3 separate regions of the Mus musculus genome follow, and regions 1 and 3 are each linked to region 2. Evidence: chromatin loops called from intact Hi-C (ENCODE). Cell type or tissue: heart. All regions are shown on one strand. Each heading gives the region's core, and the rest is flanking DNA. Links, peaks and the distances in the headings are about the cores only. Region 1 has its middle 30 kb from the start of Gm40101. Region 2 overlaps Bcl9 (B cell CLL/lymphoma 9). Region 3 has its middle 19 kb from the start of Gm40101.

Region 1 (8,396 bases), core at 225-8,224, 98 kb before region 2:
AGCTGTGTACATTTATGCAGAAGGAAGTATTTCTACCTGCTTCTTCTCACTGGAGCTTAGTTGTCTGCATCTCTGCTTAAAACATATTTTTAGCTTACTTGTTTGTGTTCTTATGAACATTTTCTTTTTTGTTTTTGGTGTATTTGTGTGTGTGTGTATGTGTGTGTGTGTGTGTGTGTGTGTGTGTGTGTGTGTGTGTGTGTGTGTGTGTGTTTGAGACAGTGTTTCACTGTATAGCCCTGGCTGTCCTGGAACTTACTCTGTAGACCAGGCTGGCCTCAAACTCAGAGATCTGCCTGCCTCTGCCTCTGCCTCTCTGCCTCTCTGCCTCTCTGCCTCTCTGCCTCTCTGCCTCTCTGCCTCTCTGCCTCTCTGCCTCTCTGCCTCTCTGCCTCTCTGCCTCTCTGCCTCTCTGCCTCTCTGCCTCTCCCTCTGCCTCTGCCTCCAAAGCACTGTGACTAAACATGTGTACCACCCCCTCCCAGTGAACATTTACCTTTTTGTTTGTCTGTATAAACCATGGTTCTGTATTTAACTGTCTGGAAGAGGACACAGTAGCTTGGTTTCCCAAACACCTGGTTCTTCTTGATTCCACACCAGCATGTTCAGTCACTTGTGATGCTCTTTATTGATGTATAACTTAACTAAGAGAAGACAAAGTAATAACTTGCAAGGCCTAAAAAAACATGAGTTTGAGCCAGTCGGTAGTAGCACACACCTTTAATCCCAGCACTTGGGAGGCAGAGACAGGTGAATCTCTGTGTTAGAGGCCACCCTGATCTACCTAGAACATTCCAGAAGAGCCAAACAGCCAAAGCTACACAGAGAAGTCTGGTTTCTTTCTTTTAAGACATAGAAAATATTTTCCTTGAATGTTTACATTTGCCGTCTAGAATTTAAGGGAGGAGCTAAGGTCTCTACAGTTGCCTGTGGTCACAGAAATCTATGGCAACGTAGACAAGATAAAATAGCAGTAAAGATCAGGGGGTTGGGGTCAAACAGAGCCAAGTGTGAGTCCCTTATATTTATGAACTATGTGACCTTGGCCTAAGCCCTGATAACATTTAACATTTGCAGATTGCTTTGTGTGCGCTAGACACTGAGCTAAATCTGCCAGATGCATTCATTATCTCATTTCATCCTTAAAATAATCCCATAAGGAAGGTGCTATTAATATCCTCATTTCACAAATGAAAAACTCAAAGCTCAATAGGTTGGGCAGTTAGTTCAAAAATCACAGACACCAAGTTTCAAAAACAAAGCATTTGATTGCAGCCCTGTTGTCTGTACTCTACTTACAAGCAAGAGTTGTAGGAACTGAATGGATGATACACACCAAGAGTATGTCTACATACAGCTGTTCCTACTGTGTAGTGTTTGTTTGTTTGTTTGAGACAGGGTCTCACTATGTAGCCTTGGCTGGCCCGGAACTTACTGTGTAGACCAGGCTGGCCTTATACTCACAGGGATCCACCTTTCTCTGCCTCTCTGGCAGAGTGCTGGGATTAAAGACCTGTGCTGCCATGGTGGGCCTTATGAAGTATTCTTATTTCACATTGCCCACTAGAGTTTGTCTAGCACTATACCATTTATAAAGATCATTTGCTTAGTCAACCACTAGAAACTGGCTTAGAGAAGTGACAAACACAGATACTCAAAATAAAACCAGGCTGGGGAGATGGCTCAGCGGGGAAAGGCACAAGCCACGAAAGCCTGAGAACCTGAGTTCTGTCCCCCAAACCCACTTAAAGGTGGGCGGAGAGGACCGACTCCACAAACTTGTCCTCTAACTTCCACACATGTGCTATGACATGCACAGCCCCACATGTACATCACGTCCACATATGCATACCAACTGACACACAATCGTAATAAATTATAAGTAAAAAATATAGCCTGGGTCATTTGGTTTGTAAATGCTCTTTCAGTCCCAGAATGCAGCAGCCATGTCCAACTTTCAATACGTGTGTGTGTGTGTGTGTGTGTGTGTGTGTGTGTGTGTTTCTGTATAACACATGCCATATATTATTATATGTATTATATACATGCCATATATATATGTATGTGTATATATATGTGTGTGTGTGTATATATATATATATTCATTCTTAGGTGGATTCTAGTCCTATCTGCCTCTAAATTACTTCCTCAGGGTGGCAAATCTGGAAACTTTTCCTTTTCTTAACTTTCTGCTTCATTCTCTCCTTTTTGTCAGACAGTTCTCCTTCCAGTGATGGGAAGGAACAAGAAGTCCTGTTTGTCTGACCCCCACATTCTTTCCCCAGTTAAATATCTATGCAGGGAGGTAGATGTCAAATTATAAATGGACTTTTTTTGGGTTGATTTATAATTTGGGGTGTCTGGAAATCTGAGAATTCCCCCATGTTTTGAGTGGGACTCCAGTCCCCCAGGGATCCCAGAGGAGCCCATCCCCTGTACCAGATGTAAAAACGGGAGAGCAAACGGAGAACATAAAGCAAGGGCTCCTCTTCCTGTGAGCCGAGGCTGCAGGGCTGAGTGAAGCTGACTGCGCCTGCACCGGGCACAGGGCTCCACTACAGGCACTTGGGAGGTGGAACTGGGGTGATCACAAGTTCAAGGTCAGGGTGCCTGCTGTACAGAGCAAGGTCCAAGAGATTTAGATCCCCCCCCACACACACACACACACACCTTTCAGTCTTCATTTGTTTCTAATAAAAGCTTGTCTTCACTTTCCATAGCCCCTCAAAATTCGCTCCACCTGAAAGATGTTCTTCGTCTTTCTGTTATTTTAAGCAACCTCCACATTAGACCTTGCTCACACCAGAGGCTCCTAAGTTCCCAAACTTTTGCCTGCTTCCATTTTGTTCCTCTAATCTGAACCGCTGTTTGATATAAACTAGCTATTTGTAGCAAAGTAGAGTAAGGAGATAATTCACACTGAAGTATGAGCGGCTGCTGGCTTTACTTTCTTCACAGGTATTTGCATTTTAAAAAGACTGCTTTCTATGCAAATGAATTTGTAATTGGTGAGAATTCTCTCTGGTGACCGAAAAATAAAGTAGCAAACGCCCATTAGGCAAAAAGGCATCTTTGGAAGAAGTGAGCTGTAAGCTAAGTAGAACAACTGACCAGCACAGGAGCGCGAGCAGCCTTTTCTCCTTCCCAAGAGTCTAGGGCCTTGGCTTTTGTACAGTGCTTAGCACTCAGAGATGCTGTGAAGTCCACTTAGGAACATTCAACATCTTCATCCAGAAAACTAGCACTGAGAGTCCATCCCTTCTGGAGTTGTTTCATATCTGTGCATGCATGCCTGTGTGTGTCTATGTGTGAATTTGTGTATATGTGTATGCTCCTGTGCATTATGTATGTACATGTGTGTTCATGTGTCATGTGATTATATGTTTATGCATATGTATATGTGTGTATACATGTGTATGTGTGTTCATGTGTATGTATTACATGTGTACACATTAGTGCATGTGTTTATATTGTATGCATATGTGTGCATGCATCTATATTGTATGTGTGTGTGTGTGTGTGTGTGTGTGTGCATGTGTGTTCGTGTGTGTTACTATTGTCATTACCGCCATCCACACTTTTGCAGGTGTTTTTACTTTTAAAAAATTTTTTTGAAACAACATTTTTTGTTGTTGTTGTTTAAAAATGGACAGACAGTTTTCCTGGTCTCCAATGTCTTTCTCCATTACAGGGCAGTCTGTGGCTGGTCACTGAAGGTTATGGTGACCCTTTATGCAATTACTGTCCGGGAGGCCTCATTGTATGCTGTGAGTCACCACGGCTCAGAAGCACAGGGTGACTCAGTAGCCTGTTAGGGAGAGGTTAGACGCTCCCCTGGACTAACGTGAAAGGATCCAAACCCATGGCCCAGGAAGAAACATGGCACTTGTTTGGGCAGCCAGGTGGTCTGGCATGCCTGATTATGAGGCGCCCTGGAGACCGAGGGCTCCTCCAGCAAGAGAGCACAGTGTGGCGGGGGTGCTGGGCTTTGGAGTCACAAAGGGCTCGGTTTTAGTTCTGTTTCTGCTCTATTCTGCTCTCAGGCACCACACAGATGCTCTGAGCCTCATTTTAAAATGTATTTATTTTTATTATTTTAAAATAAAGTATAATAATAATGTGTGGGGAGTATATGAATATGTATGCATAGATGAATACATACATGAGTATGTAAAAATAATGTCTGGTGAGTTATGAATATGTATGCATGTACCCAAAGGGTCCACAAGAGGGCATCAGGTCCCCTGGACCTGGAGTTACAGGCAGTTATGAGCTGCCATGGAGGTGCTGGGAACAAGAATCCAGGTCCTCTGGCAGGGTAGCCAGTGCTGAGCCATCCAGTTCCATCTGTGCTGTGAGGTGTGTGTGTGTGTGTGTGTGTGTGTGTGTGTGTGTGTGTGTGTAAATACACATGTAGTGTACCAATACACAGGAGGCAAGGCAGGTGGATCTCTTTGAGTTTAAGCCCAGCGTAGTCTACATGCATAGTGAGTTCCAGGCTAACCAGGGCTACCTAGCGAGATCCTGTCTCAAACAAAACAAAGAAATCTATCTGTACGTGAAAATGGTTCCTCTTAATAAAAATTACTTCGTGATATAAATGCTCTGGCAAATGTTGAGAAACATAAAGGTAATTATTATTCCTATCACCATCATGATTGTACATTGGGATCCAAAAATACAGTTCCCAGAACTAGTAATAATAGGGACCAAGCTAAGGGAAGGGAGTGACAGGGCTCAGATGTCTCTGTCACTGGTTCAGGCAGGGACAAGCCATTCAGCTAGGTTGAAGCGTGTGAAAAGTCATTCTTTATTCCTTACTGTGTGCCTGTCAAGGGAGTAGTCATTTGTGTCCACAGCACTTCCACTTTGGAGAAGAAGATTCTGGGGAAGGGGTCCAAGTGACCTTCATGAAAAAACAGAGCTGAGGCTGAGCCGTTCTTCCCCAGGACAGCCATGTAGGCCTAGCTCTGTGAGACACCAAGGCTTGCCAGAGATATGAGTGGTGTGTACCCATGTCCACTTCCCTCGCTCCACCAGCAGTCCTGGGTTCATGCTGTCTACAAACCTTCGTGGTCCTCACGTCCTTTGTGGGTCCACAGTTCCTGCCTTCCTCTGCTGTCTCGTGTTCTCCTCATGTTCATAGCTCAGAGTCTGGACTTCCATCCCCCCCCCCCTTTTTTTAAAGCAGCCTCAGCCACTCTTCTCTCTCTCTCTCTCTCTCTCTCTCTCTCTCTCTCTCTCTCTCTCTCTCTCCCACTTCCCACCTCCTCGCTCCACACCAATCACATTCCTGCTTGCTCCTAGCCCCGTTCATTATCCTACCACACTCCCCTTCATTCCTAGAAAACAGCTCACCCGCCCCCCCTCCCCCTCAGCTCATGCCCACCTTCCATAAATTCCAGCAGCCTGGCAATCAGTAACTTCAGCATCACACTTCACAGCTCTCAGAGTTTATACGAGTTACTACGCTCCTCCTTGTTATTGCTCTCTGAGATTTGGGTTGTGGCCGGGGGGTGGGGGGTTGGGAGTCGGGGGTCGGGGGCTTCACTTAAAAAAAAAATCTGGCCATAAGTTGAACCTACAGTTAGGTTGACTCCCACATTTCCACGTTTCTTTTTGAAAAATCAGTGGCTTGGGTCTACACTCTGTAACATGGTGAAAGACAACTAGATCCTTCAGGGAACAACGGGGAAGAAGTAGAAAGAAAAAAAAAAAAAGAAAGAAAGAAAATATATATACAAAATACCTAACCCGGTCCACACAAACATTAGCCCTGGGTCCACCCACGGCATCTCCCTACTCCCCTAAGCCCAAGCTCAGGGGTTTCGGCTTTTTCCCTTCTGGGTCGTTTATTCCACTCCTTCTGAGGCCAGATTGCCTCTGAGTCTGTATGTGTGCACACGTGTGTGGCCACTGCTGGCTTTCCAAAGGGCTCACCTCTCTACTGCCATTTTGCTAGGGCACAGCTCCTTCGGATCTTACTCTCCCTCTTTCTCTCCCTGCCCCCAACTCAGCCTGTGCCTTTTCCTGTCTCTTAACTCCACCAGTGCAGCAGCAACTAGCCGAGCTGCTGGCGTGCGTGCGAGTGAGCGAGTGTGAGTGTGAGTGCGTGTGAGAGAGTGAGTGTGTATGTCTGCGTGCGCAGCTAGGCCAAGCCTGCAAGCCTGCCTGTCACTGGAGAGTTTTAGTTTGCATTCAGAAGAAAGGAGGAGGGGAGACAAGAGGGAAGGAGGAAAGGTGGAGGGGGGAGGAGGAGTGAGGGGGGGTGCGGAGAAGGGAGGGAGAATGTCTTGTTTGTGGCTTGTCAGCAATTGCTTGAGACAAGCTTCCATGTGTGAAAGCTACTTGGCATGAATGCCTGGGCCGTACCAAGTGTCACCGCAGCAAGAGGGGGAGACAGAAGAAAAACAGATCAGACCAGAGCAGACAATAGGCCCCTAAAGTGTTCCCCCTAAGTTGCTTTGATGTTGTCCTGGTGTCTTGATACCAGGAGGCCAGGGATTGCTGGAAAAGGGTCTTTTTTGTCTTCGTTCACTTCCCCTCCAGTTTCTGCAATGATTCTCCAGAATCTCTGCTCATGAAAAAGGTAAGCACTCTAACAATTCCTTCTTCTGTGGCAAGCTTGCTCGCCGGTGCTGGGAAGTGGGGGTCTCATTCCTGCGCTGCTCAGGAGGAGCGCTTGGGTCCTGCGATAGGAGCTGCTGCGGTGCCCCTGAAGTCTCTGCCAGACGCTTAGAGCTGGGGGATGGCCCCTCTTTCCAGGGAACCCCAGTAACACGATCTGTGCCTGTGGGTTGGTGGGGGGAGAAGGGGTGGAAGGAGAGGGGTGGGAGGAGGATGGGAGGGTGGAGGGTGGGAGGCAAAAAAAGAGAGAGGGAAAGCAGCCTGGAAGAGAGGAAGAGAGGGGCAGAGCCCTATTTCAGAGAAGCCCCAGCCCGGAGCCCAAGGAGGCCTTGGGAGCCCCGCGCTGTGCATTCGCAGGCTGAGCGAGGCTGCCTGGAGCTCTACTCAGTGACTGCAGAGATTGCATGGCGCTTTGTGTGTGCGAGTATGCCTGTGGGTCTGGGTGTGTGTGTGGACCTCCCACACACTGCCCTGGCGTGTCTCATAGTGAAGGGGAGGTACCCCAGTCCTGATCACCCAGCCCAGACTCGCAGGAAGAGAGCGGCATGGCCGGCCAGAAGGGTGAGAGAGAGAGGACTGCCCGGAGACATCCACAAACTTTTCCAGTTTCGGGGAATTCTCTGCTCTGAAACACTATAAAGGAGTTGTTGGGTTCTCCGGGCCTCAGTTTACCCAATCTGTGAGAGCTGACTGGGGATGTTGCACGCCTCCCAGGGGTGAAGCCAAACAGAGCAACCCACTCTATGTAACTGTGTGGCGAAATCTTCTGGCTGGCAATGCTGTGGAATCACAAAGTGGAAGTGTGACCATTATTCCTGATTATCGCCGTCATGACGATAAAACCATCATTAATGACACCGGGAGACAAACAGACAGGCGAGCACAGATCAAGTGTCTGCCCATTTCTAATGAAACAAAAACCCTCTTTCCACCTGTTGGCTTCTGTCCTTTTCTCTTGTATCTTTTCCTTAGATTTATTGGCCGATTTGTAGAGAGAATAGAGTGGGAGGGGTTGGGTTTTCCCTTTTCTCCTCCTTCATCATACATATATATGTATTTAAAGGTCAATATAAGATTCTCAAAGGGAAACCGTGCCTCCCGTCAAAGCTCTTTATTCAAGACCTTGTGTTTCCTGGCGCTGGCAGGGTGTGCGTGCACATTTGTAAACTACCTTGGAGGTTAAAGATTTTTATTGTGGCTTTTAGAGATTAAATGAGATTTATTTACAATTGCCATTTATCGGAGAGTAAATATCAGTGTGGAGGGGTAAGAATGTGACGGCTGGTTTCTTCTCCGGCGGTTTTTGTGGATAAAACCTTTTGCTTTTTTTAAAGTGGCGTCTCAAGAACTGGGAGGAAGGGAGGCTGAAATCAGTATCTAACACCCATCGTTCACATGATTGTTTGGAAGAGGAAAAAAATGTCTGTCTGCTTATGGTTTTTGAATTGTGGATTTCTTCTGCCTTTCCATGGTTCCAGCCCTCTTGAAATTCCCGAGGGGTTGGGGGGGGGGGGGCTGTTGCTTGCCTGGTTTTAGGTTCTCTGTGACTCTGTTTTACTGTTTGTTCAAAAAAGAAGTCTGTGGAGGTCTGAGTGGCTGTGACCCCTTCTATCCTAACTCAAATGTTTCAGATGGTCTGTGATAGCCCGAGATGGAGGCAAAGAGCCATCCCTGGCTAAGAGGATGTGTGCTCTTCCTACAGAGGCCTGGAAACCTAGATGCTGGGTGTGGGAGAGGAGGAAAGGCATTAGGGGCCTCCATCTGGCAGG
Region 2 (8,396 bases), core at 156-8,155:
ATTTGATGCATAATAATTTTTTGCTAATGTGTGATTCATTATCATTTTTGCGAGTTGCTTTTGGTTGAGTTGATTCCTTTGATGTCTTTATTTTTCTAGGAATGGGCATTAATACACAGAATCCTCGAATTTCAGGTCCAAACCCTGTGGTTCCGATGCCAACCCTCAGCCCGATGGGAATGACCCAGCCACTTTCTCACTCCAATCAGATGCCCTCTCCTAATGCCATGGGACCCAGCATACCTCCTCATGGGGTCCCAATGGGGCCTGGCTTGATGTCACACAATCCTATCATGGGACATGGGTCCCAGGAGCCTCCAATGGTACCTCAAGGACGGATGGGCTTCCCCCAGGGCTTCCCTCCAGTACAGTCTCCTCCTCAGCAGGTTCCATTCCCTCACAATGGCCCCACTGGGGGACAAGGTAACTTCCCAGGAGGGATAGGTTTCCCAGGAGAAGGACCCCTTGGTCGTCCCAGCAACCTGCCCCAAAGTTCAGCAGATCCAGCACTTTGCAAGCCTGGAGGCCCAGGGGCTCCTGACTCCTTCACTGTCCTGGGGAACAGCATGCCCTCCGTGTTTACAGACCCAGATCTGCAGGAGGTAATCCGACCTGGAGCCACCGGAATACCTGAGTTTGATCTCTCCCGCATTATCCCATCGGAGAAGCCCAGCCAGACACTGCAGTATTTCCCTCGAGGGGAAGTCCCCGGCCGCAAACAGCCACAAGGTCCTGGGCCTGGGTTTTCACACATGCAGGGGATGATGAGCGATCAAGCCCCAAGAATGGGGTTAGCATTACCTGGCATGGGAGGCCCCGGGCCAGTAGGAACTCCAGACATTCCTCTTGGTACATCTCCATCCATGCCAGGCCACAACCCAATGAGACCACCAGCCTTTCTCCAGCAAGGCATGATGGGACCTCACCACCGGATGATGTCACCAGCACAATCCACAGTGCCCGGCCCAGCCACCCTGATGACCAATCCAGCTGCTGCTGTGGGCATGATTCCTGGCAAGGATCGGGGGCCTGCTGGGCTCTATACCCACCCAGGGCCTGTGGGTTCTCCAGGCATGATGATGTCCATGCAAGGCATGATGGGACCCCAACAGAACATCATGATTCCCCCACAAATGAGGCCCCGGGGCATGGCTGCTGATGTGGGCATGGGTGGGTTTAGCCAAGGACCTGGTAACCCAGGAAACATGATGTTTTAAGCTGCTACGATTGGATGTGCCGATCCTTGTCAAGATGAGATTCCAGGTCCTGTGAGCTGCTTTGATGGAGTTCCAGGAGTCCTTACTGTTGGTCATGCAATAGGAGAAGAGGGACCCGGGGCTGCTTTGAGGGAGGAGGGAACCAAGAATGTATGGATTTACCGGAAAACAAATTATTCATTTAATCAACAGGTGTGTTTTTTTAAGATTTATTTTTTAAAAATTATTTTTGTGGACATGGGGATCCCGTGACGGCACCTACTTTTGGGAGTCTGTAGCCGTGTTTGAGAATTGCCATCGGTCATGTGTTGCACCGTTCTGTGTTTACGTCCTTTGGACTGGCTTCTCCCAGGATTCTTTTCTGGTTTTTTTTTTTTACTTTTGATTTGGGCTTTATTTTGTGTGTATGTGTGTACTGTACTATATTGTAAAAGGGATTTTAGCAGAGACTTTAGTCTTTGGGGCAAGAGGAGAACAGGAATGCTGGGCTGTTTACTTTCGATGGAGAATCCATCTTCAGACCTTGGACTATTTTCTTTCAACTCCAGTGTATAGAAAAACCAAACTACGACCTCAGAGCAGAGTATTAACGAAAAGCACAAAAAAAGGAACTGAGTTCAGCGAGGGGTGGGGGGAGGGGGGACATTTTTCTTTTTAAAAATACTGAAGCTTGGGACGTTTGTTCTTCGGTTCACGTGCTCCTCAGCACGGTCTGTCTCCAGTGTACAACCTGCCCGCCCTCACGGTTTCCTCTCTCTCCTCCTTCAGTTCCTTGGTTACGTGTGTTTCCTTCCTGTGACCCCGCTGGTGGCCCTCTGCTTTCCCCTCTCTTCTTCCCCTTGGCAGCTGCAATACCCAGGCTCTCTGGGGTTCTCCCTGAAGCCTCGCCCCTGCCTCGGATGCCCTCTGGCCTCTTGTCCCTCCCTGCCCTCCCCGCCCTGGTGTACTCTTCCTTGCCCGCCTTGTTTCTTGTTCTCCTTTTCTTAGGAATTCCCAAGTGAATTTTATTAATGTGTGGGAATGGAACCGATGCTAAAAGCTATCCAGGATTTTGTTTTTGTTTTAAATTTTGTGTTCCTTCCCTTCCCTCCCTCTTCCCATGCGTGAAACGTTCTGTGTAATCTTCATTAAATTTGGTACAAAACCACTCACCAGAGCTGTGGTGTCAGAAAAATAAATATATTGTTTCTTACAAAACAGAACTGCCTTTTTGTGCCTTGGCTTCCTGTTCACTTCGTATCAGGGCCATTGGTTACTATATGACTGGAGTCCTAATACTGGAGCTGGCTGTAGAGATGGGGAAGGAGAGGGGCACTCTTGAGAGCATACCTTGCTGTCAGCGACCCTTCCTTGTAGAGTTGCTCCCTTCTCTGGAATCCATCACAGCAGAAAAGCAAGCCTTCCTCACAGCTGATCTTCCCCTCTAGAGCAGTGGTTCCCAACCTTCCTAACACAGTGACCCTTTAACACAGTTCCTCACATTGTGGCACCAACAGTAAAATTATCTTTGTTGTTGCTACTTCATTTAATTTTGCTACTGTTATGAATCTGTTTTCCAACAGTCTTAAATGAGTCCCTACGATAGGGTTATCTGACCCTTGGGAGGGTAACCACTGCTCTAGAGCAAGAGCTGGCCTTCGTTAGGTTCCTTCATGAGAGCCAGCAAAATGGTATAAATCAACTAGGAAGGCCAACATAGATCTTAAGTTATTTAAATAAGCTCTGAGACCTCCCTGGATCTTCCTGACATAAAATATTACCACACCTACACATCCTGTGTTTTGACTGTCCATGCGACTGTGGTCTTTTCTGCCCACCCTCCACCCCAGCCTGCCCCTGGTCACCTCTGCTAACCACATATGGCTCCCCAACACATTGATGTCTATCCTACAAGTCATGCATTGAGGTACTCGGTGCTGTGTCCCTGCACAGCTGATTTGTTCTGGTGAGTGTACTCCTTTTGAGTTGTCTGTGCGTGGAACTCAGCAAGAGGGTGTCTGTGTGCATGTCTGTTCTCAGGTGAGATGCTGTGTCTGTGTGCATGTCTGTTCTCAGGTGAGATGCTGAGCCAGGAGCAGCAGGTGCGGAGTCAGACCTGGACAAATTAGACTTGGCTGCTGTTTCACACACTGTTGCCTGTGAATGTGGCTCTCTCTCTCTCTGACAAATGGTTCTGAGAGCTGCTTTCATCTTCGCCTGTCATGTCTGTCTGCTCAGGAGCCCCAAACAACAAAAAAGTGGATGTGCACACTGGGAGATCCACGCTGCCAGTCCCCTTGGTGTGTGCTTTCCTTAAGAGGATCTGTGAAATATACGATAATCACCTTTACGGTCAGGGTAGTAGAGCCCACAAGTTTAAGAAGAGACTTATTTTGATCTACTCTGTTGATACTGGATAACACATTTTGTGTCATAGAGACAGTAGGCCGGAATCCATGATCACGACTCATGGATGTAGCTGCCCTGGTCTCTGATGTTTCTGGCCCTGAATTGTGTAGCACAGAACAGGGTAAAAAGCATGAGGAACGTGAGATGAAACCCCCAAGAGACAGGCCAGCTGGTCGGGCTGGGGCAGCCCCACACCTTACTGCTGATACTGGCATTGCAGTCACCGTGGAATTGGGTCCCATGGCTACTAGCCCAGGTAGGGAGGGAGTTGATCTAAAAGCCAGTGTTCACTTGGAGGGGCAGCAAGAGGTGTGGAGACAGCCACAGCCTGCTGGGGAACCATGGGTGTGTCACTCCTGCCTTGCAGCCCCCTGCTGGAGAACTTGGAGTAGCGCAGGTCAGCCTTCCCATTTCTTATGTTTTCTTAGGACTTGGAAGCCTTCCTTGTTCCTCATCAGCATCCCTCAGCCGCAGTCCATCCCAAGAACCTCTGCTAAGCCAAATTTATGTGAGCTTTAGATGTAATTGGTAAGTTAATAGGATCGACATAAAAATCACACTTTTGAGAGATTGAGTGTGGGTGCATGGAAAACTTAACAATGTAATGCTTTTAATAAGGAGGGGCAAAGATGGGATAGTGACGTAGTAAAGGCTCAGCTAGTTTCTCCACCCAAACAGTTTGGGTTTCATGGAGAAAATGAAATCATAGCTTGTTACTTTCAGGACTAAGTGGGGTGCGGTGCTGTGCTGGCTTTAAGGGTTGGTAAGGACCGTGCAGCATTTTCTCCAAAATAATGTGATCTAAAACAAGCCTATAGCTAGAAATGGAAATATGCAAATATATAACTTTAGTCTTCTAATGTAGGGTGTGGCATGAGAAATTTAAACAAAGGGATTAAACATGGGTGATCTACGATTAAGCTCTATGCCCCCAGGCTAAAGCTAATCTGTAAACAATTTCAATGTTTGAAGCTGCTTTTGAAACAGTTGATCCTTTTCTCCCATCCTTCCTCATTGTCACATAATGCTATAAATTCAGTTCAATGGCATTTGTCAAGGTTGGCTTCTGGGATGGATCACCTGTTCAGGTAGACTAGATGGGGCCTCAGCATAGTTCAATGAGGGGGCTATCACTTCAGCACTCTCGATATAGAGGTCCCGTGCTTCTGTTTCTCCCTGGGCTCCACAGACTATTTAGGTGACTGTGACTGTGGTAGCTAAGTAAAGTCACGGTGCTCCATAGCGGTATGGGTCGTGCTCCCATGATTATTCTCTTAGCAGCAGCTCCAGGCACCCTGGGAAAGATGGCTTCTGTGTTGCATTTGAATGTTGCCTGTGTTAGTGGTTTCTTTTTCTTCCTTTTCTGGGTGCTTTGAAAGTGCTGAAAGGAGAAGGGAGTTAGCCTTAAGGGGAAGATTCATTTGCTCAGCCGACACTGATAGAGCACCTACTGTGTGTGTCAGGGATTGTGCTGAGCCCAGGATAAAGAAACTGTGAGTCGGTTACAATACGACCTGGTGGCTACTGCAGAGAAGTGGGAACAGAAAAGAACAAGCAGCCGGAAAGGAAGTTTCTTCAAACGAAGGGTGATCTTTGAACTGACTCTGGAAGGAGGGAGGCTTCCTGGAAGACAGGTGGAAGAGAGCAGAACAGCAAGAGCCTCTTTGAAGGAAGACAGGCGTAGAGAAAATGCTCCGAGAGAGGGGCTGGATCACGCAGAGCCTGGTGTGGCCCTCTAGGACTTGGAACTTAAATTTTAAGCAAGGAAGCCTTGCAGGTAGTGTCCTAAACTTACTTGACCTCACAAGGCTAGGGTTTGATGCCCAGCACCATACGTAAAACGTTTTAAGCAGGGAAATCAGGTAATTGGATTGGCTTCAGAAGTACATAAAGTGGAGTGTGGGAGACAGGCTGGGTGGGGGAAGGGAGCCACGGGAAGACGGGTAAACACCCATGTACAACCCTAAGCTACTCTCCTCTGCTTAAAAAGGCAGATTTCCTAAGTTCTGCATCAGTATTGACTCTGTCGTTCCTAGTTCTTCTGTAATTGTTTCAAAGTCATAAACTTATTTTTAAGAAAGTCACTAGAACCTTAATTTCTTGGTAGACTCAAAAATAACACATTTAAAGCAGATCGTGAATAATGAGCAGAATCTAGTTTGTAGACGTTTCTTATTGGAGGGAGCTAACCGGGAAAATACAGGGAGCTGCACTATAAGGATCATAATGAAAGGTACTTTCCTCTGCCTACTGCGCCTGTCAGGGCTCCTGTCAGACAGGAGTGCCTTCTGCCTCTGTGTGGGTGACCACACTTCAGCTCTTAGCTTTCCGACTCAGTACTTAACCGTGCTTGGAAGCCACACTGCTAGAGAAGGTGAGTATCCGAAAGCCTACAAGCCCTGGTGGGTGCAGAAGTCACTGCCTCCCTCACACAGATTTAAAGCCTGGGAAAGCTGAGTTATCTCACCAAGCACAAAAGAACAGGTGTCTCTGCAAAAATACTTCTTCAGGGCCCCTGAACAATTATGAGATGCCCCAGGGTGTCAAAGCAGAAGTTAGAGTCCTGCTGGGAGAGTAAAGTCCAGCTGTGCTTGCTGGGGTGGGGGTGGGGGATGGTGCTTAGTGTTGGGGACAGCACGGAGGTGGGGGGGTATTCTATGTGGCTTTGAGAAGATTTTCAAAACCCTTGCTTGGGAAGCAGCCCCTGCATTTCTTGCCCATTCCGGTTGTTGGAGCACAGGTGGAGACATACAATTTACATTTCTCTTGTTAACCAGTATTCAATTAATTAGTGTGAATTTACGTTTTCAAGATTTTGTTTTATTTATTTACCACAGCAGAAAGCTCTTTCTATTAAAGTCTCCGGGGGAGCCTGTATTTATTTCTCTTCTTTACCGCACTTCCAGGGGCCTTCATTTTTTCTCACTTCCCACATAGACGCTCCTCCACTACTTAGGGAGTGACTTACCCTGGAGACACCCACAAATCAATCTGTGATCTAAGCATCTGCCTTCCCGCTGTGCACTGAAGGCTGCCTTAAGTGCCTTCTATGGAGGAAGAGCCCTGGCTTCCTCACTGCTCCTTTCCTTGGACATTCCATCAGCAAACATGCAAGGTTCTCTTCTGACTGTTCTAGCTTGCCCAGTCACAACTAGGAAATGCCTTCTGCATGCTGATAGCAGTTAAGTTTTTAAGCTGTCTGCACAGCATAAGCTCTGGACACACGAGTCACCCTGATACCTTAAACTTAACTGTCCAATTTCCCCATGATGCCACTTTCCCATTACAGGAAACAGTGTGTCTTCCCCCCGAGTCTCATGCAGGAGTCATTCTTTTTTAACATGCTTATTAATTCTTTGAGAATATCATACAATGTATTTTGAATATAGTCACCCCCATCTCCTCCCATAGCCACTCTCTTATCCTTTTCCTCCCAACTTTAATGTTGTTTCTTCTCTTCTCTTCTCTTCTCTTCTCTTCTCTTCTCTTCTCTTCTCTTCTCTTCTCTTCTTTTCTTTTTTTGTTGTTTTTTTTCTTCCTTCAAGCCCAGTTTGTGTTGCCTAGCTAGAGAGTGGAACCTGCCTTGGTGTGTGGTTGACCTAAGAGAGGCCACACATCAAACAGTGACTCTCTCTTTCCCAGAAGCTACCAAATGCCAGTAGACCTCAGGTGGTAGAGATACCTGGTGTTTCCTCCCCATTCCCCACCCTCCACTCCGGCCCCCTGGCCCCCCCCCCCCCGCCCTGGCCCCGGCCCCGCCCCCGCCCACTCTGGGATTTTGTCTGGCTGGAGGTTATGTAGGTCTTAGGCATATTGACACAACCACTGTAAGTATGTGCACCGGCCCTGTTTTATCTGGGAAAATACTGTTTCCTTGATGCTCCCGACCACCTCTGTCTGGCTCCTATAATCTTTCTACACCCTCTTCCTCAAAGGACTCTGAGCTTTGGGACGAGAGGTGTGATATATTATGTCTAACTTAGGGTTGAGCCCCCACAGCCTCCTACTCTCTGTACACTGGTCGGTTTGGGGGGGGTCTCTGTTTTAATTGCCATCTACTGGGAGGAGAAGGTTTTCTGATGACGTCTGAGAGACACTCTGATTTATAGGCATAGTAGTAACTGTTAGGAGTTGTTTTACTACTATGTCCATTTAGCAGACTAATAGTATGGGGTTCTCCCTAGGGCCTATGACCTATTTAGCCACAGGTTCTTGTCTCCATTAATGGTGCCAGATATAGGTTCCATGTCTTAGATCCGCTCAGAAATCAATTGGTTATTCCCATAGAATTCACACCACTATTGTCCCGGCAGGCATATCTTGTCAGGTCAGTTGTAGTTTGCAGGGTTCATAACTTGGCAAGAATGAGGCTTACTTTTCTCCTTCAACAATGTGTATAACTCATCACCATGAAAACTAGCCAGTAATGAAGATGCTTACAGGTAAGCACCAGCTTGGTTTTTAAATGTTATTATTAATCCTTTGCTTTTAACAAACTGTCACATCCTCTTGTGTCTATTTCCAAAATATATCTTAAACTCACCCACTTCTCTCCCATCACCTTAGCTCATGTTTCCAACTATCACATGGTGCTAGTTATATTGCTTTTAATTTTAAAGGAAGTTATTATTGTATATAAGTATATGATGGAGAGAATGTATGTCATATCGTTCATGTAGAAATCAGAGAACAGCTTTGTGAACTTGGGTCTTTCCTACCTTCATATAAGTTCTGAGGGTCAAACTCAGGTCACCAACCTTATACAGCAAGTGCTTTTGCCAGCTGAGCCAT
Region 3 (8,396 bases), core at 114-8,113, 110 kb before region 2:
GAAGGAGAAGAAGAAGAAGAAGAAGAAGAAGAAGAAGAAGAAGAAGAAGAAGAAGAAGAAGAAGAAGAAGAAGAGGAAAGAAGGAGAAGAAGACAAAGCGAAATAATTATGGTTGGGGGTCACCATACCATGAGAAACTGTATTAAAGGGTCACAGCATTAGGAAGGTTGGAAACCTCTGCTGTAAGGGTTAGGGGCTGGCTGCTCAGAGTCTTACTGGAAAGCTCCATGGAACCAAACCATATGGAGGAAAAAATATGGTTTCAGAAGGTTCTCTTTTGCAGTAAGCCTGTACCCTCAGGTTAGTTTCATGTATCTCAGGCTGAATTCAAGCTTCCTATGTAACACAGAATGACCTTGAACTCCTGATCTATCTGTTTCTACCTCCCAGATGTTAGGGTTACAGGTGTACACTGTCATACCCAGTTTATGCAGTTTGATCTCAGGTCTTCATGCCTCCTAGGCAAGCACTCTACCAAATTAGCTACATCCTCAGCTCATTCCCCAAGCAAAGTTCCTTTCTGGGGAAAATTCAAATTAACCAGACTCAGTCAAAAGTTGAGCCTGGGGACTGGTTAAGAGCACCTCCAGAGGACCAGAGTAAAGTTCTCAGCTAGTAGTACACAACTGCCTGTAACTGCAGCTCTGGGGAACTGATACTTTCTTCTCGCCTCCATGTGTACCTCTCACTCCCACCCTGACACACACACACACACATACACTCATTTTTAAAAGTGAAAAATGAATTAGTGTTCTCATTTTACAGAGAAGGAAGCAGAGGTCTGGAAATGGGTTGACTCCTTTAAGGCTACACAGCTAATAAATAGCAGGGCACAGGAATCAAACCCAGGATTTCTGGTGCCGCATATGAAGGTGTTTCAAAGAACCCTGCTGTGTAGCTCAAGGCTGGTGTGCCATGCATGCTCTTCACCTTTGTTGAGTTGAACTGCCCATGCCTCTGTTACTCACAGACAGTGTTCCTTTTCTTGAAGTAACAAGGAGTTATTTAAACTAGGCTGTGTTAGTTAATATCAATGGGGTCAGGGGCTTTGGTTTAGTTCCCTCAAAGACAGCTCACATCTGTGTGGTACAGGAACACTTCACTAAAGGCAAAGCTACCAATCTTTTTAGACATCTCTCAAGTCCTAGCCCTAGGACTGGAAAGGGTGGGATGGAGAGATGGAGAGGAAAAGGAAGAGGGAAAGAGGAGAAAGGGGAAGGAGAGAGGGAAAGAGAGGTGGAAGGAGGGGGAGAGGGGAAGAGAGGAGAGGGAGAAAGGAGAGAGACAGAGAGACAGAGACAGCTATGGGGGAGGGGAGCAGGCAGGAATCTTCAGCCTGCCTTCTGCACTTGGGGGTCTCTTGTCCACATCTGCTTTTTCAGGTTCCAATCCCAGCACTTGATGGGGAACCCCCTGCTGTCAGCCAATGGAGACAGACCACTCAGCCCCATCCTTCCTGTTTTCCACAAAGGCTCCCACTCAGAAGGGTAAGCAGCCATCTGGCTTGATCCTGACAAGATGGGGACTGACTGCTGCTGAGCTTAGACCTGGTTGAGTTTCCTGCTGCACATGTGACCACCAGACCCTTGGGGGGTTTCTACGGCAACCATTGGGCAATGAGTTTGAGAAAAGCTGAGGGCTGAATCCTAGAGGAGCCAGGCCACTGAAGGAAAAGAGAGGTGTGCAAGACCAACCTCACTCCCCGAAACCCACAGAGAGGAAGGCAAGACAGAAGTTTCCCCTTGTGAAGAAAGTGAGGCTTTGAATTAGATAGACAGACAGACAGATTGATGGGAAAATGTAGAAAGGAGAGTAACCAAGCAGTTTGGGTGCTGTTAACAAGTGCTCAGTCAGTCAGAGATGTGTTCAGCAATTCCCAGCGTCAGCGGTGGCTGTGGTAGACTTGTTTCCCTCAGAGATCCTGCTGGTCCTGAAGGCCTTTATTTACCAAAGCTAAATTCAACTTTGTGCAGGGGAAGGCATGGGAAAGGAGGCGAGAGATGGCAGCAGTAAGTGCAAGGCATGCCTCCAAGCCATACTCACACACATACACACAAATATTTAAGTGCTAGGATTCAGCCATTTCCTGTCTCTTTTACAGGGTAGATAATCTTTCCGTTTCCTAATTGGTAAAATGGCAACCATGACAGCACGCTTGCCCTAAGAGGCTGCACTGAGGCTTAAAACACTCAATAAAAATACATAAAACTACAGCTGGCTGACTGTGGTGTCACACACCTTTAATCCTGAGAAACAGGGCCAGGCAGATCTCTGTGAGTTCAAGGCCAGCCTGATCTACACAGAGAGTTCCAAGCCAGCCAGGGATATACAATACAGTAAGACCCCGTCTCAAAACAACTGCAACAACAAATAATCAAAACAAAACAAAAAACATAGCTGGGGCTGGAGCGATGACTCAGAAGTTAGGGGGGCTTGCTGCTTTTGCAGAGGATCCCATATGGTGGATCACAGCCATGTCTAACTTCAGTTCCGGGGTGTCCGATGCCACCTTCTGACCAGGCATACATGCCGGCAAAACTCTTACATACATAAAAATATATACCTGGCTATGTATTTTAGCTAGTGTCACTGCTGTAAGAATGCGCAGACTCCAGAGAACTGCTCCGCGTGTCATGTTGACTTCTAATATTCTCAACTTTCACACTTCAGCCTGCTCCGGTAACCTACTGAGTAGTATTAGTTTTAGATGTAGGGAATACATTTTAGCAGCCACCTCTTAAGCAGCTGTATGCCAGCTCACACTAAAATGCAGGCCATCCCCGTTATGTCTGGAGTCACTGCGACCTTTCCAGCCTTGCAGGATGATGACAAAGCCAGGGGTTTGCCTTCCAGATCCGGCTCAGCGCAGGCGCAGGCGGTGGGGGCGGAGGGAAGGAAAGATTCCCCAGGAAAACTGCTGTTGGCACGAACTGAATGAGGCGAGTGGGAGCCGAGCTGACTGCCGAGTTCAGCTTAGCCGCAGGCTATAGAAACAGACTTGAGACTTGAGTAAGAGCAAACAGGAGAAAAGCAGCGCTGTGAAGCAGCACGCGGGCCAGCTAGAACCGGTTGTTAATGCACCAGACCAATTTCTTCGGTACAGTTACTTCCACGCCTGGTCAGAGGGGCGGGTGCAATTCTTCAAGAAGTATTTACTGGTCTGCTCCGTTTCTCAGCGCTGGCATGAGCGGGGTGAGAAAAAAGGAAGGCTGGAGGCGGCTCTGGCTCTTGGGTTTACAATCTCTTGCTGAGAGAATCCATTAGATACTGAGGCAGGATTGTTTATGATTATACCCGCAAACAGCTAACTGCAACGATCAGTTAAGGCAAAGAGGGTATCCCTTCATTTGTTCACACTTATATATACACATTCATTTACAGACTCTGTGTGTGTGTGTGTGTGTGTGTGTGTGTGTGTGTGTGTGCGTGCGTGCGCGCGCGCGCGCGCGCGCACGCGCATGCATGCATGTCTCTGTGTGTGCCCGTATGTATCTATGTGCGTGTGTGCACACATGCATGCGTGACTGTGTGCATGAGTGCATGTTCGTGTGCCAGTGTGTGTGCACGTGTGCGTGTGCACGTGTGTTCTACCAAAAAACAAACACAGGGCCTTACACCACTATGCTGCAGTCCCACTGTTTGCTTTTCTGGAATGAGGTTTTATTTGCGGAAGACCAGCCTTGAACTTGCTGTGTAGTCCAGATTGATTCTGAATTCCCCTTTCAATCTATCCATCTCCGCCTCCCAAATGCTAGGATTACAATCCTGCAACTCTACACCTGAACACAAGCTCCTCCTTTACTTACATGAGCTCCTGAGAGAAGTTGGGGGCCAAGGCCAACCCTGGTATTCAGTGTGAGAATGGTGGCCAGAATGTGATCCTGCTCTGAGAGGCTAGAAGCCTATTGGGCTGAGAGCAGCCTGTTTGAGGAGGGTCTCACTATGTATCCCTGGCTGGCCTGGAACTCACCAGGGAGACCAGGCTGCGTTGGATTCACTGAGATCCTCCAGCCTCAGCCTCTGAGTGCAGGGAATAAAGGTGTGTCCCACCAAACCCCGCCTGCATTTTCTTGATTAAGGACTGAAGTGAGAGGGTTCACCCCACCGGAGCTGGTGTCATCCCTGGGCTGGCACTCCTGAGTGACATAAGAAAGCAGGCTGAGTACATGCGTCATACGCAAGCAAACAAGCAGAGGTCCTCTTTGGCTTCTGCCTCAGTTCCTGCCTCTGAGTTCCTGCCTTGAGTTCCTGCCCTGCCTTCCATCATGATGGACCACAAATTGTAAGAATAAACCTGGATTCTTATTTTATGAGATAAAGTTCCTGCCGGGGTTGCTTGCCCTTGTTGCGTTTCTCACAGCTGTAGAGAGCAAGCTAGGCAGTGTGCAGAAGGCAGAGGCTGAAAGAAACCCAAGGAAGTGAACAGGGGTGGCGGATCGAAGTGAATATCCTCTATACCCCAAAACACCGCACTGCCATTAATAAAGATTGTATTTTGAGAGAACTCCTTAACAGCATTTAATAAGGTCTGGTGATGTGCAAAGAGGACAGTGGGGCCGGGACACCAATCCAGATATTTCTCTAGTGGTAGCATGGAGTTTACTTTGGTAGAACCCACAATGCACTTCGCCCTTGGCCCTCTCAGGACTCTGTGGCACGGTTCTGATGTGACCAGTTTACAGGTCCAGGCAGCCCAGGAAAGTGAGCAAACACTAATCTTAGAGGTCAGTTTGAAAACCTGGGCCTTCTCACAGAAAGCCTCTAAGAGAGAAAAGCAAGCTTCCTGCAAGTGAATTCATGCCCTCCCCCATCCCACAGAGGGAGATGTCGCTCCAGGGAATAGGGTGTTAGCAATATCAGCCCACAGGTGCCAGTGAAGGCTCAGGCTTCAGAGGAGATCCCACAGGAAAACAGAGCTGCACCACCTGAAAGGATTCCTCTGGGCTTTGGAAGGGACGTCCCACCGGGGGGGCTGCTTCCGGGCACACCATGCCGAGAGCCTTCCCTTCCACTGGGTCCCCGTGTAACTTCACATAAAGCCTGCTCCAAAAAAAGCCATCCTCTGATTCCTGCTGAATGAATTCCTGGCAAGCACTGTCAGAATGTGAAAGGCAGGTGTAGCTCCCCTGATGTTTTGAGTAGGTACTTGTTCAAATCATGTAACCTCTCTAGGAACCGTTTCTCAAAGGAGTGATGTATAATTTCTCCTCCGTCGTCGCGGTGGTGAGGGGGCGGATTCTGAGGAGGAGACACTGAGGGAGGAGGCAGGGAAAGCAATGCCATCCTGGATCCGAGCTGGGGAGATCAAAGGATGGGGTGAGCCTCACCTCTGGAGATGGAGGGGTGGGGGTGGAGGGGCGGGGGGGTGAAAGTCTGTAAGAGGAGGGGAGGGAAAAGAACTAAAAGTGTATGGGAAGGGGGAGACACGGTTTTAGATTCCCCGGAGGATAGCTGGGACTCCGAGCGTCCTGACGATGCTTTTCAGGATGTCTGTGCTTCCCACGCCCCATCTCTACCCCGCAGCACCCCTCCCTTTACCCTTCAGGTAGCAAGTGCCTTCCAGCCTCTTTGTACTGGTTTACTCTCCGGGTCGCCCAGCCTCTTGCCTTTGTTCTACCTCACCGATCACAGATCACAACCAAATGCAAGTGCCAAATGCCCCAGTAGCCTGAGCTGCAGCCACAGCCATCCTTGCTGCCTACCCTGGTAGGTCTCAAACTCTATCATGCACCAGAATCACTGGCAGGGCACAATGCTTGTAGTTTATAGACAGAATCTCATGCAGCTCAGGCTAGCTTCAAACTTTAACCGAAGATGACTTTGAACTCCTCCTGCTCCTGACTCCATTTCCCCAGTGCTGGGATTGATTACAGGGCTGGGCCACCACTTAATCAGTCCTGGGAATCAAACCCAAGGCTTCCTGAAAACGAGGCAAGCACCCTACCAACTGAGCTATGCCCACAGTCCATGAAGGATGCTTTAAGAGTGCTTGCTGGGAAGTCCTCTGAGAATGGACATTGTGGATATGTGCCCAAAGGATGGGGATTCTCAGGATCTGAGAACCCTAAGCCTTAGTCATCCCCTGGCCCCTGTTGATACTGGGACAGCTTGGAGATGGGTATACACTAGGTCCTTGACTGTGTCCTCCACGGTAGTGAGCTTACTCACAACAGGGACCCAAATCCCTCCTGCTGGACAGACCGTATGGCATGAGGGGTTCACGGTGATTTTTTTTAGGTACCGTTAATGAAGCAAGGAGGTCTGTCTTCAGGAACATTTCACTTTTTTTCCTTCCAAACCTCAACCAACTTCTGGGCTGTCCGGCCTTTCCTTTCCAATAAACATATGTCTTCTTTAAATACTACAAGTTCTCCCATCTGTCTATCAGAGTTCATAAGTAATTCTTTATAAGAAGTTTGGCAGAGGAGAGAGGTGAGGCAATCAGTCTCTGCAGAGGGTGCAAGGCCCCAGAAGGCCTGGTATTGTACTGAATTAAGAAGAGAAAGACTTGAGCTCATTTAAATACCCATGGAGAGAAGCCAAGAAGGATGCTAATGTGGGAGAGAGGCAGAGGCCCCTGAGGAGAGGGGAAGTGGGATCCAGAGTACAGGGAGAAAAAGAGCTGCTGGGACCAGGGCAGGGACGCATGTCCCTCTGTTGGTGGAAAAAGAAAAAGATGGGCTCAGACGCAGGAATAATGGGGCTATAGACTTTAGGTGACTCTCAGCTCTAAGTCCACGGAATTAAATTGCCATAGTGTCACTGGCTTAATATGTCACCTCTCCTTGGCAGAGCTCTAAGCCCCAAGAAATGAATCTTCCATGAGAGTCTCTCAGGCTGGAAGATGTCTGCCAGTGGAACAGCCAGGACTTCCCAGGGGCACAAAGTGGAACTGGGGAAGGAAGGATAAATGCACCCAGCTGTGACAAGGGAGGGACCAGAGCAGGGTCACAATCTAATCAGTGCCAGGACCAGATTTAGAGTTGCACTCAGCTTAGGCTCTGAGCCCATCTGTCTGGCCCATTCGATCACACTCTCTAACCACCTGAAACTGCAAGGAGCAGGTGGAAGGCAGGATTGAGGATAGATTTTTCCTAACCCTCAGGAACGGGAAGTTGGGGTGTCATGGTCTACCCCTGACCCACACAGAGTCCAGCCCATCTCTGGGGAACCTGGAGGTAAAAGGAAATAATAAAAGCTCTAACAATCTGCCAGATACCTCCTTTCCTGAACTGGAATGCAAAGAAGTTTCTGGATCACAAATGTAAGCCATACTCTTCATCCTTCCCCTCTTCTCCCCCCTCTTCCTCCTCCTCTTCCTCCTCCTCTTCCTCCTCCTCTTCCTCCTCCCCCTTTCCTCCTCCTCTTCTTCCTCATCTTCCTCCTCCTCTTCCTCTTCCTCTTCCTCCTCTTTCTCTTCCCCCTCCTCCTCTCCCTCCTCCCCCTCTTCCTCTTCCTTACTATCATTGTCTTTATTGGGTGTCAGGGACCATTCTAGCTAATAGAAATAATTAATTTTAATTTTTATATGGTTTTCCTAACTATAAAAACAACAGATGGTCAATGTTTAAAAAGAAGAAACTCTACAACAAGACATGCATTCCTAACCTAAGACAGCCAAACAGGGTGTGGTGGAAGAAGGTAAGCACGAGACTCAGAATCCGTTGACACTCAGGCTCTTCTGATTGTGCGATTGTGGGCACACACACAATGTCATCGTGTGATCTTGGACACACAAGGTTTCCTTTCCTCCCTTTCCATATTGCTAAATGAAGGTAATGCTGCTCCCTCACCCCCACCCAGACAGGGTTTCTCTGTGTAGCCCTGGATCTCCTGGAGCTCACTCTGTAGACCAGGTTGTCCTTGAACCCGGGAATCCTCCTGCCTCTGCCTCCTGAGTGCTGTGATAAAGGACGTGTACCACCACCGCCTGCAGTTTTTGCTTTTTTTCTTTTTAAGTTTTAGTTCTATTTTAAAGTTTTATGCAGGAGTGTGCATGTCTGGACTTAGGGGTTAGGAGCTCTTGGGTACAGGTTTCTGAGGAGACTAGAATAGGGAGTCAGACTCCCTGGAGTTAGTGTTACACACAGTTGTGAGCCACCCGACTTAGGAGCTGAGCTAGGGTTCTCTGCCAAGAGCCATTTCTCCACCCTGGGAATAACGGTTCTTGGAAATTTTAAATAAGATGAGATTCATAAAGTACTGACGATGGCACTTGGCACATGGTCAGCAGATGACATAAGATGGTCACTATTGATGTCATTGCTGATATTTCATACCCATCTACATAGCTCGAGTCTCAGGAGTAAGTAACCAATGGTAACATCTCATGGAACATTTTCTTCAGACTTCAGCCACTTTTACTTAACACAAGATAGAGTTATCTGAAAGGAGGG

Evidence for each region. Peaks named below come from ENCODE experiments on the same cell type or tissue, not always from the same donor. Only the 100,000 strongest peaks of a DNase experiment are listed, where the experiment ranks them.
Region 1: it touches region 2 in a loop (2.0-fold over the local background); 2 of 42 quality-filtered maps call a loop at or near these places.
Region 3: a loop joins it to region 2, with 6 times the contacts of the local background. A loop is called at or near these places in 2 of 42 quality-filtered maps.

The regions. Positions count from the first base shown.
Region 1 is chr3:97,295,950-97,304,345 of GRCm38, reverse strand. It overlaps a transcript of Bcl9 not described here. Among named protein-coding and RNA genes, the nearest start is that of Gm40101, 30 kb to the left of the region's middle. In heart, for the core only: a CTCF peak has its summit at 4,215 (motif pointing right); DNase peaks (open chromatin) are centred at 6,225, 6,665 and 7,075; H3K4me3 peaks cover 3,482 bases; H3K27ac peaks cover 4,186 bases.
Region 2 is chr3:97,197,681-97,206,076 of GRCm38, reverse strand. Bcl9 (B cell CLL/lymphoma 9) reads left to right here. Exons shown (of 10, transcript NM_029933.4): 10 at 100-2,415. The coding sequence ends at 1,217. Among named protein-coding and RNA genes, the nearest start is that of Bcl9, 25 kb to the left of the region's middle. In heart, for the core only: a CTCF peak has its summit at 3,981 (motif pointing left); DNase peaks (open chromatin) are centred at 2,036 and 3,876.
Region 3 is chr3:97,306,780-97,315,175 of GRCm38, reverse strand. No RefSeq gene overlaps it. Among named protein-coding and RNA genes, the nearest start is that of Gm40101, 19 kb to the left of the region's middle. In heart, for the core only: a CTCF peak has its summit at 4,816; no DNase peak of the experiment used is centred there; H3K4me3 peaks cover 1,821 bases; H3K27ac peaks cover 1,704 bases; H3K27me3 peaks cover 1,148 bases.